2 separate regions of the Homo sapiens genome follow, and region 2 is linked to region 1. Evidence: read pairs that join two places in POLR2A ChIA-PET (ENCODE). Cell type or tissue: Panc1. All regions are shown on one strand.

Region 1 (8,000 bases):
GGGTTTACCTCATCAGAGGCTTGGCCTGTGGGACACTGCGGGAGAGGATTGGGAGAAGAAAGAGGGGTGAGCCCTGTTGTCCTCTTCCATGCCCTGACCCAGCAGCATGGCTGGGGGAGGCGCTCTGGCCCTAAGCTTCACTTCCACCACGAAGCCTTCTCTGACTTACTCTCTGCATCCTCGTCCCCAACCCACCTCAGTACTTAGTACATGCCCCAGAAGATAGACCTGACCCTCTGCGGCCTTGGATCACCAGAGTTGTTTTCCTGGGCACACTTAGGCATCCTGCCTCTCCCATCAGACTACGTTACCCAGTCAGACGTGATGCCCTGGAATGTGCCCCCCATCCATCAGTGTCCCTCTCAGACTGCCACTTGGAGAGCAGGCTGTGTCTTCCCCTCAGTGTACCCCCCTTAGACTGAGCCCCTCCCCCTTGCCTGTGGGCCCCATGGAAGGCTTTGTGGAGAAACCCCCTCCACCCAGTCTCTTTAACCACAGCCTCCCTCCCTACTTCTCAGGAAACCACAGGAGAAAGAACAGGATGGGATTTTAGAGAAGTGGCCAGGAGGCCCTGAAACTGCTAGTGAAGTGGCTGTGGCCAGGGGGCCCAGGGACCTGCCCAGCCTTGGGATGGGGGTGTGTGGGGGGAGGGGGCAGTACCACAGACCCCCGTATGGGCCACTGGGACATGTAAGAGTTCAAGTCCTCCTTCTCCAGGATATATTTCAGAGACAATGAGGCTGAATTCAGTACTTGCAGTACCGAAAAAAAAAAATCTAACTTTACTTACAAAAACCCCAGATCCAAAGCAACCCTAGAGCTGATATTATATAGGGTATGGAAAGCATGGCATTCAGCAATTCGCTGATTTTCAAAAGTTGGACTGTGTGCAGATTGGCTGACTTTCAGTCTTGGCAGTTAGGGATTGGCTGACTTTCAGAAGCAAATCACTGGAGTAAGACCCTTGCTGATTGGCTGGCTCTCAGAAGCATGGTCCCTGGAATGAAGCTGTTGCTGATTGGTTGGCTCTCAGGGGACTGAAGTAACGTGATCAATGACTGATTGGACCAGGTTGAAAATAAGTCTGTGTGACTTGTTCCTGGCTTCAGACTAGTTCTCAAAACAGTCCCCCACCCCCCGCCTTTTTACTTGCTTTTAAAAGACAGAGTCTGGCTCTGTCACCCAGGCTGGAGTGCAGTGGCACGATCATGGCTCACTGCAGCCTCAAACTCCTGGGCTCAAGCAGTCCTCCCAACTCGGCCTCCTGAGTATAGTAGCTGGGACTGCAGGCATGTGCCACCACACCCTGCTAATTTATGTATTTTTGGTAGAGACAGGGTCTTGCTATGTTGCCCAGGCTGGTCTTGAACTCCTGTCCTCAAGCAATCCTCCAACCTTGGCCACCTCCCAAAAGGCTGGGACTACAGACTTGAGCCACTGAGCCTGGCCGCTCCCTTCCCTGCCCTTTTGTGAATTTAGAGAATAGAAACATTTTGTTTTCACCTCCCCCACATTCCTGGCTTTCCCTTTTCTGACCAGCCAAGCACTGATCATCTGTACCCACACTCCAGAATTGTCCAGAAGTCAGTTTGCCCAGGCCTGGTCATTCCATCCTTCAAAAACTCTTTCATGGAGACTGCAGCTCTAGAAAGCAGACCTGTGCCCTTCCTTTCTGGTGCTTGGCACACCCTCCTCATCCCCTGTTTGAATGGATGAATGAGTGAGTGAATGAATGAATGAATGGCTGTAAGGAGGTTACATGGTAGATTTGGCAGAACTAGTATAAGCCATATCCTCCCTTCCTTTTCTGACCCCTGTAAAATCCAGCCTCAGCATTCCCCACTGAACCCCCCAACCTCTGCCCCCCCACACACATAAGAATGTGGACTGCCCACAGCTCACCAGTTCCTCTGGAACCAGTTTGAACCCCCTGTGACCCAGCAGGGCCCCCACTCCCCCTTGAGTGTTAAGATTTTTGGATTAGTTGGCTTGAACTGTTCTAGAAAACAACAGAGTACCTTTGAGAAAAACAAAATGCATTAATTTGGGCCCTAGGTCAGAAAAACAAATTTATATTTGGCTTTGATCTGGGTTGATTTTAGCCTTTGGCTATCGATCAGGAGAGTGAGAGGGTAGCAAGGGTTGTCTTTGCCCTAAAGTAAGAGACATGGGTTTAAACCCTGCTCTGGCCAGAATCATGTAGGGAACTGGACCAGGCCTTCCTATTTCTGTTCATTTCAGCACACATTTAATGAGTACTTACTGTGTGTTAAGTATGGTGTTGTACAGATAGACTGCCCCAGCCCTCAAGGAGCTCAGTCTAGAGGGTAGAGAGATAAGTGAGTAAAGGCTTACAGTTTAGAGGGATCAGGGCTGTTAGGGAGGGGAGTGAGCAGGGGGGCTGTGTGAGCCCAGGAGAGGCACCAGATTCAACTTAGATTGAGAGGTGACATCAGAAAGATATTATGGGCCAACTCTGGGCACACTGCCTATGAATTCACCCTGCTTTGCAAGGAATAGTATGGTTAATAAAATTCTTTAAAAAAGAAAAAGATGTTATGGAAGTATGTTACATTATTTGTATGGCCCAGTGTAAAACGAAAGTGCAAGGCTTCTTATTCAGATTTCAAGATGTCAGCAGCAGAGGATTAAACTAAGCACAGGGCCCTACTGAGCACAGGGCTCTGTGTGACCTCACAGCTCTCATCCCATGAAGCCAGCCCTGCTGGAAGGAGGAGATGCCTGACCTGAGTGTGAATGATGAGTGTGAGTGTGAGTGTGCCACGGGAAGCACGGTGAGCAAACAGCCTGATGCGTGTGAGGACCAGGCAGCCCTGTGAGATTCCAAGAACCTCCTTTCCTCAGATCTGGGTCTTAATATCTGCCCAGTGGCCAGTGTAGCCCAGGCTTTGGGAATCATGCGAGGTTGCCAGCTGTCCTTTTTTGGGAGAGGGTGGGGCTGGGAGTAGAGAACACAATCTTTTTTTTTTTTTTTTTTTGAGACAGAGCCTCCCTCTGTCACCCAGGCTGGAGTGCAATGACACAATCTCAGCTCACTTCAACCTCCACCTCCTGGGTTCAAGTGATTCTCCTGCCTCAGCCTCCAGGGTAGCTGGGACTATTGATGTGTACCACTACACCCAGCTGATTTTTGTACTTTTAGTAGAGATGGGGTTTCACCATGTTGGCCAGGCTGGTCTTGAACTCCTGACCTCAAGTGATCCACCTGCCTCAGCCTCCCAAAGTGCTGGGATTACAGAAGTGAGCCACTGCACCCATCTTTAAACCATAATTTCTAATCTTGTAGCTAATTGTTAGTCCTGCAAAGGCAGACTGGTCCCCAGGCAAGAAGGGGGTCTTTTCGGGAAAGGGCTGTTACCAATTTTGTTTCAGAGTCAAGCCATGAACTGAATTCCTTCCCAAAGTTAGTTCAGCCTATACTCAGGAATGAACCAGGACAGCTTAAAGGTTAGAAGCAAGATAGAGTCAGTTAGGTCTGATCTCTTTTGCTGTCATAATTTCCTCAGTTATAATTTTTGCAAAGGCAGTTTCAATCCCCCCCTTTTGGTTTCATAGTATCTTATTCTTAAGGTGTGGGCTATGAAGATGGGAAAAGGTTGTCAATCGCTCTGGATTCTTCCTGCTGACAGGGGGCATGGAACGGGTAGGTGTTGACCCCAAGGTGAGAGGAATGGAACTGCTTTGCAGCTGTCTGAGCTGTCTGAGCATACTCCCACATACTCAGCATACTGAGCTGGGGTTCTGGGGCTTTCATGACAAAGGTGTTACTATTCTCATTGTAACCTCTCAATGGGTTCACCTTGCCCACTGCCTAGACAGAGCTGATTTGTCAAAACAGGGGAATTGCAATAGAGAAAGAGTAATTCACACAGAGTGAGCTGTGTAGGAGACTGAAGTTTTATTACTTAAATCAGTCTCCCAGAGCATTCCAGGATCAGAGTTTTTAAGGACAACTTGGTGGGTGGGGAGAAGCCAATGAGCCAGCACTGGGGTGCTGATTGGTCAGGTCAGAGACAGTTGTTGCACTGAGTCAGTTCCTGGGTGGGGACCACAAGATCAGATGAGCCAGTTTATGGATGTGGGTGGTGCCAGCTGATCATCAAGTCCTAGGTCTGTAAAATATCTCAAGCACCGATCTTAGGAGCAGTTTAGGGAGGGTCAGAATCTTATAGCCTCCAGCAGCATGACTCCTAAACCATAATTTCTAATCTTGTGGCTAATTTGTTAGTCCTACAAAGGCAGTCTGGTCCCCAGGCAAGAAAGGGATTTCCCTTTGGAAAAGTCTGTCATCATCTTTGTTTTAAACTATAAACTATAAACCAAATTCTTCCCAAAGTCAGTTCAGCCTACGCCCATGAATGAATAAGGACAGCTTGGAGGTTAGAAGCAAGATGGACTTGGTTAGCTCAGATCTCTTTCACTGTCTCAGTTATAATTTTGCCATGGTGGCTTCATCATCTATAGTTTCAGTACAGCATTTAAATTGACAGTGTACTATAAGGCAAATAATGAGTTCTAGGATAAGGAGTGCAATTCCCCGTTTTAGAAGTAAAGATTTGAAAGCATTAGTTTGGGGACTTGTAGTCCAAAAAACATTCAGGATTTAGTCTAAATTGAAGAAAAATACAAATAAAAACTCAAAAACAACTAACAATAAGTATACTGTAGTTTTTGGAACATAATTTTTCTCTCTGCAGTCCTTATTTTTATTAAAAACAAATTATAATAGGACTGATTTGTTTGGAAAATAAACTTTAGTTGTATTATACTTGGTCTGATTATTTGCATAAGGCACAGCAAGAATAATTATTTTTCACATCAGGCTTTTTTTTTTTTTTTTTTTGAGACAGAGTCTCACACTGTCTCCCAGGCTGGAGTGCAATGGTGCGGTCTCGGCTCACTGCAACCTCTGCCTCCCAGGTTCAAGTGATTCTCCTTGCCTAGGCCTCCCAAGTAGCTGGGATTACAGGTGCCCACCACCATGCCCAGCTAATTTTTTTGTATTTTTAATAGAGACGGGGTTTCACCATGTTGGCCAGGCTGGTCTCAAACTCCTGACCTCGTGATCCACCCACCTCGGCCTCCCAAAGTGCTGGGATTAGGATTACAGGCATGAGCCACTGTGCCTGGCCTCACATAGGCTTTTAAAATTGGCTTTGCAGGCGTGGTGGCAGGAACCTGGAATCCCAGCTACTCAGGAGGCTAAAGCAGGAGAATCGTTTGAACCTGGGAGGTAGAGGTTGCAGTGACCTGAGATTGTGCCATTGCACTCCAGCCTGGGTGACAAGCGCAAAACTCCACCTCAAAATAATTAATAAATAAAAATAAATTTTAAAAAATTGGCTTTGAAGGAACTGTGTTCCAAAAGAATCTCAGATAAGACTTTTTTAAAGCTGAGACCAGCCATGGGTTTGTACCCTCAAATGCCTATGAGTTGGGTAAATTCCTCTCCTCTTGAGGTCCCAAGATAACTCGGGGCTCCTGGGACTCTCAGAAAGTGACATTCTTTACTTATCACAAATCAGGAACCCTGTACAGGGACTGTGTAGACAAGGTATGAGGCCAGTTTTCCCAAGGGGATTTTATTGGCTCTATAAGTCAAGTTTAATTCCTTAAAGGAAAGCACGTCATTCCAGTCAAAGTTTTGGTAAAATAACCAGTTTCTCCAACTGTGTCCTGTTGCAAAAGAAAACATTCTTATTGTACTTATGCAAATAACTATATTGCCATTAAGTTAAGAATACTCACAAATAGTTTCCAAAATCTGGAGAAATCGGGTAAAGAGAAACAAATATGCTTCAAATTTTGTTCACAGGAATATACTTTACTCAATTGTTAAAAGCTGAAAATAGCTCAAAAGAAAAGTTTTCTTAACTCTGAGAAACAAAAAGGATCAGCAATCTTTTAAGCAAAAAAAAAAAAAATTGCTTTAATTTTCTATTGGTTGAGTCTATTCAGTTAACTCCTGTTCTGCTTGATATTCATGAACATTTCAGCTCTCCATGAGAGTCCTGAAAGTTTTTTTCTTTATTGTAATGTAATAATCTCTATAGTGACTGGGCACAGTGGGTAATGCCTGTAATCCCTGCACTTTAGGAGGCCAAGGCGGATGGATCACCTGAGGTCAGGAGTTCGAGACCAGCCTGGCCAACATGTTGAAACCCCATTTCTACTAAAAATACAAAAAATTAGCCAGACATGGTGGTGGGCGCCTGTAATCTCAAGCTACTCAGGAGGTTAAGGCAGGAGAATCCCTTGAACTCAGGAGGCGGAGGTTGCAGTGAGCCAAAATCGCGCCACTGCACTCCAGCCAGGGCAAAAAGAGCAAAACTCCGTCTCAAATAATAATAATAATAATAATAATAATCTCCATAGTTATCAGAAACTTTCATTCAAGAGCACCTGTCAACATTTAATAGCTGATTATAAAACCACTTTCTAAAGAGGACCAAGGAAAGACAGCAATTGACTGTGGATGACAAAAGCATTTAGGGAAGCCACAGTCAAAGACACAGTTGACAAGGAAATTTGTTACCTCTGTGGCACACAATAATTCAACACAACAATTATAATTATTAATAACATATACTGTAGCATATCAGAATTACAGGAACCCTATACAATTTTGCAACACATACTAAAAACAAATTTATATAAATATAACCCAAAGAAAGTTAAACACCATTTTATATTTGACAATGTTTCCTGCATGGTATTAATACATTAAATAAGCTGAATATGTCTTTTTGGACTTCAGGGCACCTAATTTTTTTCTCTTTTTAACTTAGAGCTTGATTTTGAAAGGTTTGTTAAATATCAAAGGCTTAAAACATTGGATATTACAAAATAGAATCCTAGGTTACCATAAGTCATTCATTTAACCAAAATAATAACTCAAAAATTTTTTAGCCTGGGTACTGTGGCTCACCCTGTAATCCCAGCACTTTGGAAGGCCAAGGTGGGTAGATCTCTTGAGATCAGGAATTCAAGACCAGCCTGGCCAACATGCCAAAACCCTGTCTCTACTAATACAAAAATTAGCTGGGCATGGTGGCATGGGCCTGTAATCCCAGATACTAGGGAGGCTAAGGCAGGGGAATCTCTTGAACCCAGGAGGCAGAGGTTGTAGTGAGCCAAGATTGTGCCACTGCACTCCAGCCTGGGTGACAGAGCAAGACTTCATCTCAAAAAAAGTTTCTTTTTTGTTTTTTTGGTTTTTTTAAGGAAAAATCTTTATTCTGATAGAGAGGAGATTCAGCTTTATAAACAATACCCAATGAAGACATGAGGCCAACTGACTCTGTCTCTTCTCTCTCCCCTCCCACCAGTGCTTTTTGTAGTTCACTTAAAAGACAAACAAAAATCTTTCATTGTCTCTTAATGTTACATAAAAATCTTTTTCAAACAAAAAAAAAAACTAAATTTCATGTATGCATTAGTGCATCTTTAATGCTAAAGCTAGTTTTTAATAAAATTCTATAAGTGTATCCAGTTTTAATTAGCTTGACCATAAGGTAAGATTCTTTTTTTTTTTTTTTTTTTTTTGAGACAGAGTCTCACTCTGTCACCCAGGCTGGAGTGCAGTGGCGTGATCTTGGCTCACTGCAAGCTCTGCCTCCCAGGTTCACACCATTCTCCTGCCTCAGCCTCCCGAGTAGCTGGGACTACAGGCACCCGTTACCATGCCTGGCTAATTTATTTTGTATTTTTTAGTAGAGACGGGGTTTCACCATGTTCGCCAGGATGGACTCGATTTCCTGACCTCGTGATCCACCCACCTCGGCCTCCCAAAGTGATGGGATTGCAGGCGTGAGCCACCGTGCCCAGCCAAGGTAAGATTCTTATAAACCTTTTATAACCCTTTACAATTTTTTTTAGAACAGAACAATGTTCTTAAAAAATTCTGCTGTGCTTTTTTTTTTTTTTTTTTTTTTGAGATGGAGTCTGGCTCTGTTGCCTGGCCTGGAGTGTAGTGGCAC
Region 2 (8,000 bases), 140 kb after region 1:
CCAGCTCTGCCACCTGGTAGGCGTGGCTGGTTCACATCTCATTGGAGTACGTGTAATTGGGGGTGGCGGAATACTGAGTCTGAGGCTGATTCATGGCACCCTGGGCTGCCCCCATGGCTGCGTTCTGGGCTGCCTGCTGCACATGTGGATTCTTCCAGGCCCCTGTGGTCCACTCCTCCTGAGCTTTGCTGAAACTCCCCCCACTTCCCCGGTAAAATTTATGAACCTGTAGGAAAAAGAGCGTAAAGAAGGGTTAATCAAAGAGAAAAGGCAGCCCATCCAGGAAATAGATGGGACCCATCTGTAAAAAAAAAACAGTGCTCCCTCCCCATGAATGCCTCTGTAGGAGAGTCCTGCAGGCCATTCCAGAGTGAGTCCCTTGGAAGACCTCGGGATCCTCTTGCAACTTGGAGGAGGGCTTGTTTCAGAACATGGCCCCTTCCCAAAGCCACCTTCTCACCCTTGAGGGGACCACGTACCATGCTGAGGGCGATGAAGGAAAAGACGGCCATCACTGTGAACATGACAGTGGGAATTAGCATCACCACCGCCGAGCCAATGTTCGTTCCGAAGAAGGAGATGGTAGCAATCCAGCCGCTGCAGGAAGAGGCCAGTGTGGGGCTGCGGGCAGGATAAGAGGTGCCCAGGAGCCCCCCGCTAGAGGAAGGGACCGTCTCATTGCCACAGGGAGGAAACATATCACTGGATGCAGAGGGACCATCTTACTGATACCCAAAGAACCTGTGCCAGTGGCTCAAGAAGACCCCATCCCTGTGGCTCAGAGGTGCTCTTCAGATACAACACTTTCTTCCCCCAGGTTTTCCTATAATCCCTGACACCCCTCAGCCCCCAAGAAACCACTGCCAGGTTCTCCTTCCCTCTGATGCTATGGTTGTACTACTACACTATCCCGAATCCTCTCACTCTCCCAACAACCCATCACTCAGGCCCCATAGGCTAGACAGCTTAGCACACAAAGGTAAGCAAAAGATACACCCACAACGCCACCCCTGCCAGCCCCAGGCCACACCCCTGCCTCTTACCAGACGCCCCAGCCTGGGATGCCCACGGCCTGGATGATGCTGATGACCAACTGAGCCATGAAGGTAAAGAAGAATGCCATGAAACTGAAGGAGCTGTCAGTCCTGCGGCAGAGGAGGTGGCTCCCGTCACCTGGGCAGAGGGCCAGGGCTTCCCTGCCTTCAAGGCCCCCAAGCCCTTCCAAGTTTAAGTGCATAATGGACAGAAGACATTTAAAGGCCTTAATTGAGAGGTCAGAAGGGGTTAGTTCTACCCATACATCTTTGCAAGTTTCCACGTGGTAGACCTGTGTGTTGCAACATTACACAGGGAGGGATTTCCCATGAACAGACCACCCACTGGTACATGGATGGACGGCCTCATTGGCATAGAAATAGATGGCTCCACTGAGGCAGGAATAAATAGTCTCATTGTCAAGGGGATGGACAATGACACCAAGACAGCTAGCTCCACTGGTACATGGATGGATGGTCTCATAGGCTCAGAGATAGAAAGTCTCATTGGAACTAGAATGGACACCCTATTGGCACCAAAACAGTAGCTAATTGGCACTTAGATGGATGGCCTGATTGGCACAAAGAGATTTAAGGCCCCATTAGCATTGAGATGGATATTCTACTGGCACCAAGACAGATAGCCTTGGTACATTGATGAATAGTCACATTGGCACAAAGATTGAAAATGCCATTTGGCACTAGGTAGACACCCACTGGCACCAAGACAGCAAGCCCCACTGATATGTGGATGGGTGTTCCCTTTGGCACACAGTTGGATGACCTCATTGCACATGAACAGTGTCAATGGTACATGGCTGGCTGGTCCCATTGGCACATGGATAGATGGTGTCCTTGGCACCAAGTCGGCTAGCCCCACAGGTACTAGGATGGGCAGCTCCACCAAGACAGGCAGCCCCACAGGCAAAATTTAACATGCAGCTGCCTGAGGAAGGGGATGACAGAAGAAAAAATAGGCCTGGTCTGTCTATATTTCCCCCACCCAAGGGTAGAGTGAGGAGGAAAGAAACTAACTCTCAGCCCTCTCACCTCAACTTGGCACCCCCAGAAAGCCCAGGCCCTACCTAGCAATCTGAGCCAAAGGTGAGCAAGGGAAAGTGAGTTTGGGGGAGGGTAAAAAAAAAAAAAAAGAAGTGAGAAAAGATATGGAGAAGAGACAGGGGAGATGGGCAGAGACGGCTAGGCACTGCGGATAGCACCAACCACTTACTTGAAGGCCTTGTAAATGGGCCGAAACCAGCAGACGTAGGAGCAGGGTGTGAAGAGGATGAGCCAGAGAAAGGCGAGGCCAAAGTTGGTGGCTCCCCCGCCTCCGATCAGCCACGCGAGACAGCCCACCAGGTTCACGGCCAGCGTGACGCTGTTCACTGCAGGCCCAGGAGCACATGCACACATAGAGACAGACACCCAGGCCCATAGAGAGACACATGAGCACCCGGACATGGGCACACACACACCAGTAACGCAACAGAGACCCACAATCAAGCCAGGCCAACAGCGCAGACAAGCACAGAGAGATGCAGACACATTCACAGATTCACACCCACACAAAAGACCCACAACCCGTACCAACAAATACATACAGAGACACAGGAGACACACATACACACGCAGAGGAGTAAAGACTGTAAGAACGCAAGCTGGGAGCTCGAACCAACCCCCACCCCTCAACCCCAGCACCCACTCCTGAGAAATCTGGAGAGCACAGCCTCCAGAACCCAGAGCTTCTGCCCAGCAAGCCCCTTTGAAGGGCCCCAAAGCCTCAGGGTGGTAGAAATGCTCTTGTCCTTGTCAAGAATGGCTTCAGCCCCTGACCCTCCCAGACTCACAGCAATCACCAAGCCCAAGACATGGGAAACCGACCTTACACTTTCTCTTTCGAGATATGGGCATGGAAAGGGAAAAATAAAAGGCCTTGTGGAAACATCTCTTCTAGCCATTGTGCCATCTACCTTGCACTTAAATGGGGCAGGCATTGGCGGCTGGAATCTCAGTCTTTATCTAATCTATTTCTTTTTTTTTTTTTTTTTTTTTGAGATGGAATTTCACTCTGTCGCCCAGGCTGGAGTGCAGTGGCGCGATCTCAGCTCACTGCAACCTCCACTTCTCAGGTTCAAGCGATTCTCCTGCTTCAGCCTCCTGAGTAGCTGGGATTACAGGTGCCTGCCATCACGCCCAGCTAATTTTTGTATTTTTAGCAGAGATGGTTTTTCGCCAAGTTGGCCAGGCTGGTCTCGAACTCCTGACCTCAGGTGATCCACCCGCCTTGGCCTCCCACAGTGCCGGATTATAGGTGTGAGTCACAGTGCCCAGCTATCTAATCTATTTCTTAGATAACACTCATGCCAGCTCCTTGAAGAAGTCTTCCTTTGCTACTGCAACCTCATCATCTCCCATCCCTCTGACCTTCTACAGACCTGGGCTGCTCTCAAGGTTCCCCAGATATAAATCCCAGCCCATCAACCAGACTAAAAGTTCCCCAAGAACAGGACCCAGGCCCCCCCCCCTCTGTCCCCACCTCATCTAGCTGAACTAGGAGGCACAGTGTCACTGAGTCACGGCCAGCAGGGACCTCAAAGATTTACAGATAAAAGTGATGCTGGTACTAACACACATGCGGGTCTGTGCAGCACATCATTATCTAACATCAGGGCACTCCCTTCCTTGAAAACAAAGCTAAGTCCACAAAGACCTGCTGAATAAACAAAGGAAGGAGGGCTCAACCGTGGCCTCAAACAGCCAGGCATCTGTGGTCCTGTCTTCTGAATAGAACCCTTAAGCACCTCAAGGGTTATATACATTTCCTTGGGAGTAAAGCACCTGCGGGTGCCTAGTGAGGACTTAAGGAGATATTTATAGCCCTTAAATCCAGCTTCTGGATGAGATGTTCCCAGAAGTTGAGTTCCCAGAGCCCAGGTCAGACACAGTGACCTACAAGCCTGGCCTGACCACCGTGTCACCCATCTCAGGGCCCCTCATGGGTGGGCATTTCTTCCTGTACATTTCAGCTGTATTTCCTCTATCCCTGTTCATTGCCCCAAAATCTCCTGGAGGCTTGGTGTTAAAACTGATTTTATTTGCTCTTTATATAGAAAAGACACTAACCTATTATATTGGTTCACATCTCTCCCCAGTCCAACCTGCCCCAGCTCCCTTGCTCAAACACCTCTGCTGCAATTATTCTGCTTCCTCTCTGGAATGGATACCCATGAGCTCAGCCCCTCTCTCTCTCTAGCCATCAGCTTCTTTCTGTCTTCACTCTTCTCCTTATCCAGCTTAGATTCCATAATTCATTACTCATTTTCTTATTCCCTCCCCTGCCCTGCCTTCTGGCCACACTCACCCTAGATGAACATAATTCTCATCTGTACCTGAGCTGAATGTTGCTAAGAAAAAAGGGGACCCCATGAGGAAGACTGTAAATTCACATCAGCCAATGTCAAATGAACCTTGTGTGTGGCCCAGAAATCTTAGGGGCCGGGTTTCTTTGGAGAGTGTCCTCACTATCCGTCGACAAACATGGCCTCGTTGTGAGCCCACTCTCCACACTACATCATATTTGATGGAAAAAATGGAAGCCATCAGAGGTAACTTCTTCATTTGCTTCCCAACATCTACAGACTTACCCACACCTGTCCCATCCCCCCTTCTCTCAGGTTACATGGTGGGAGATCCCTTCTTCACTCAAAGGCCAAGCCAGGCCTTGAAACTGAGTCTGTCTGCCCCATCCTCTTCCTACCATGCCATGAGGGACCTGCTGCAAAGACAGTATATTTTACCACCTTGTCGGCACATGCAAGCATCTGCCCAGGTAGGCAGCTAAGTGCAGGCCTCACTCAGGGCAGTGTCACATATAGCAGAACCCAACTGCAGTTACATTGCGGGTATCTTGGGATCCTGGGGCTCACACCCAGCACAGGATAGCCAGCTTGCCTCCCCCTCACATGCCTAAGAGGTACCTTCTAACTAGCCTCAGCACAGCCAAGTCCCATCCCCCCAAGAAGACACCTTTCCCACCCCCTGCTACAGATCACCAGAAATGAGGCCTTTACACTCTCAGCCTTAAAACCTTAGAACATTGATGCTAAGGTTTTCTAAATAAAGAATTCTAGATTATTTAATTATTTTTTTAGAGGCAGGCTCTTACTCTGTCACCCAGGGTGGAGTGCAGTAGCATGATCATAGCTCACTGCAGCCTTGAACTCCTGGGCTCAAGTGATCCTCCCACCTTAGTCCCCTGAGTAGCTAGGACTACAGGCATGTGCCACTATTCCCAGCTAGTTTTTTTAAAGAGATGGGGTATTGCTATGTTGCCCATACTGGTCTCAAACTCCTAGGCTCATTGGATCCTCCTGCCTTGGCCTCCTGAATAGCTGGGACTACAAGTGTGAGCCACCACACAGGCCTAATTTTTTTATTTTCTGTAGAGACAGGGGTCTTGCTGTGTTGCCTAGGCTGGTCTTAAACTCCTTACCTCAAGTGATCCTCCTGGCTCAGCCTCCCAAAGTGCCGGGATCACAGGTGTGAACCACTGTGCCTGACATTAGACTCTTACAGGTATAGACCACCCAACACAGAGCTGCATGGAACCACAGCAATCGCCAAGCCAATACTTTCTTCCTACAAATGAGGAACCTGCTGCTTGGCAAGCACAGTGACCAGGCAAACTTGATCCCACAGCTCCCAACTCCCAGCTGAATCCTCCTCTCTTTGAGCAATCTTCCAGAGAAAGCAAGACAAATAAGGCTTTGAGGGAAGGATTCCTCTCCAAATCCAGAATCCTGAGGTCCTGACAGTCCCCAGAGGTTCCCTGGAAAGTTACTCCAGTGGAAGGGAAAGGGGAAGCAAGAAGACAGGGATTACACTGCAGAGAGGGACCCCTGTCCAGATGCTCTGTGAAAGGAGGGTGGAGGGGAAGGAAGGGAAGAGAGGCCTAGATGGGGGAGGTTGAGGGAAACTGAGGCCCAGTCGGGGAGGTGGCCCATGGAAGAAGCCTCTGGGAGCCTGGCAGGGGAAGACTTATGGTCCATGCATATGCCACAAGTGGGACTGAAGGACAGTCAGGCCTGTGGGCACCCCACCCCGCTGCCCAGCACGCCCAGTCTTCCTGCCTCCTCCAGCCACCCTGGCCCACCCCCATCCCATGGCACTCACACATCCAGAGGTAGTAGAGGCGCTTGGTCATGCTGACATGCTGGGGAGGAATATCTGCCTCGAAGTCTTGGTAGAAACATGGCTTCAGCGGGATGAATTTGGGCAATGGTGGGAAGTTGTTCACTTTCTCTGTGGATGAGACACATTGCACAACATCACCTCCAGTCTTCCACCCGACAATCCAAGACGCCCATCCTTCCCCTGGCTGTGCTGCCCCATTGGCCCCTGTGGCCACCGGCCACTCTGCTTTCCCCACCCAGCCGTCCCTACCTCCCCGGGTCAGCTGTGATGATCCCAAAGTAGCCAAAGGCCCTGAGACAGTGTCACTCAGAATAAAAAACAATGTCACCTTGACAGACAGCATTTATTATTTTTTAATTCTGAGTGACACTGTCTCAGGGCCTCAAGGTACCACCCTCTCAGTGGGGGCAGCTCCAGGCAGAAGAAGCGGATGTGTGAGAATCTACAGACGTGGGTTCCAGCCTCCACTCAGCATTTGTGCTCTGGGGCAAATCATCGCCCCTCTCTAGACCTCAGTTTATTTGCTGGAGTGGGGGCTGGGCTACACGGTCCCTAAAGTTCCCTCCAGCTCTGGCATTCTACACCTCTGAGCCTTCTGAACCAGATAAAAAAGGCCTCAGAGTATTAGAAAGCAATAGAGACAGAGGGGAGGAGGGCTGAGCCACTCATGCAGCTAATCAGGCAGATGGACAGTAAGACAAGGACATCAAGGTGCTCAATTCCTGGTCCATAGGACCAAAGATCTGACAGAGGGCTAGACAATGTCATGTTGAAGTTCTCAGACAGGCCTCAGTGGAGAGAGTGGGGAAAGCTTGGGGACAGTAAGATGGAAAGAACCTGGCCTCCAAAGACTAGGGGAGATAAGGGAACCAGGAAGAGGGCCATCCACGCTATGCTCACTGTCATGTCCTACCCACACAGCCTGCCCCTCTCCTTACCTGCCATGATGTTACCAGCTGGCCCAGTGGCCTGCCCACACCTCTTTGTCCTGAACTGCAAGGAAAGAAAAGCCAGAGAAGGATGAGATCAGGGCCACACCCAACCCAGTCCCTCTCTACTCCTCATCTGGGCTGCAAGCTCCCCAGGACAGGACCCAGCACATACTCCCACAGTGCCGTGAATGCAATGGAGGCAGCTCCCCTCCTCCCAGAGCCACCCTTCCACCAGCTGCATCTTACCAGCTGCTCCCGCCCTCTGCTTCAAGGCACAAAATCTACTCTCTGAAAACCCCATCCAAGGGTAGGAAAGGAACCTGGGAGGGGATCCCATACAGGGAAAGCCAAGTGACATTCTATTCCTTGACCTTGAATTACAGACTGAGCCTCGGCCTTGGTCACAGGCTAGCCTCCCTTTGCTCCTTTTGCCTTTGTTCATTTATTAGGACACTTATATGGTGCTGGAAGAATGAGTGAGACAGATGTGGTCCCTGCTCTCCCCATGAAACAGTCAATCACCTCTGCAGTAAATCATACAAAAGGCAAGCACAGCCACCGTGAAAACATACACATCATGTCCTGGTGATCTAATCTGGTCTGGAGAGGCAGGGAAATTAAATTTTTTTAATTAAAAAACTTTTTTTGAGACAGGGTCTCTCTCTGTTGCCCAGGCTGGAGTGCAGTGGTATAATCCCAGCTCACGGCAGCCTCAGCCTCCCCAGGCTCAGGTGATCCTCCAAGCGCAGCCTCCTGAGTAGCTGGAACTACAGGCATGCACCACCAGGCCCAGCTAATTTTTATATTTTTTTGTAGAGATTAAGTTTCGCCATATCGC

The links. ChIA-PET counts read pairs that join two places held together with the same protein. Peaks named below come from ENCODE experiments on the same cell type or tissue, not always from the same donor. Only the 100,000 strongest peaks of a DNase experiment are listed, where the experiment ranks them.
Region 2: POLR2A ChIA-PET joins it to region 1 with 15 read pairs; 5 of 35 experiments call an interaction of 5 or more read pairs at or near these places.

Annotation. Positions count from the first base shown.
Region 1 is chr15:75,146,292-75,154,291 of GRCh38, reverse strand. No RefSeq gene overlaps it. Among named protein-coding and RNA genes, the nearest start is that of C15orf39, 52 kb to the left of the region's middle. In Panc1, no CTCF peak of the experiment used is centred here; a DNase peak (open chromatin) is centred at 4,011.
Region 2 is chr15:75,011,015-75,019,014 of GRCh38, reverse strand. It overlaps SCAMP5 (secretory carrier membrane protein 5), which reads right to left. Exons shown (of 7, transcript NM_138967.4): 2 at 7,169-7,223; 3 at 6,210-6,338; 4 at 2,266-2,422; 5 at 1,044-1,145; 6 at 480-597; 7 at 1-226. The coding sequence starts at 7,175. The coding sequence ends at 32. Among named protein-coding and RNA genes, the nearest start is that of PPCDC, 8.6 kb to the left of the region's middle. In Panc1, no CTCF peak of the experiment used is centred here; no DNase peak of the experiment used is centred here.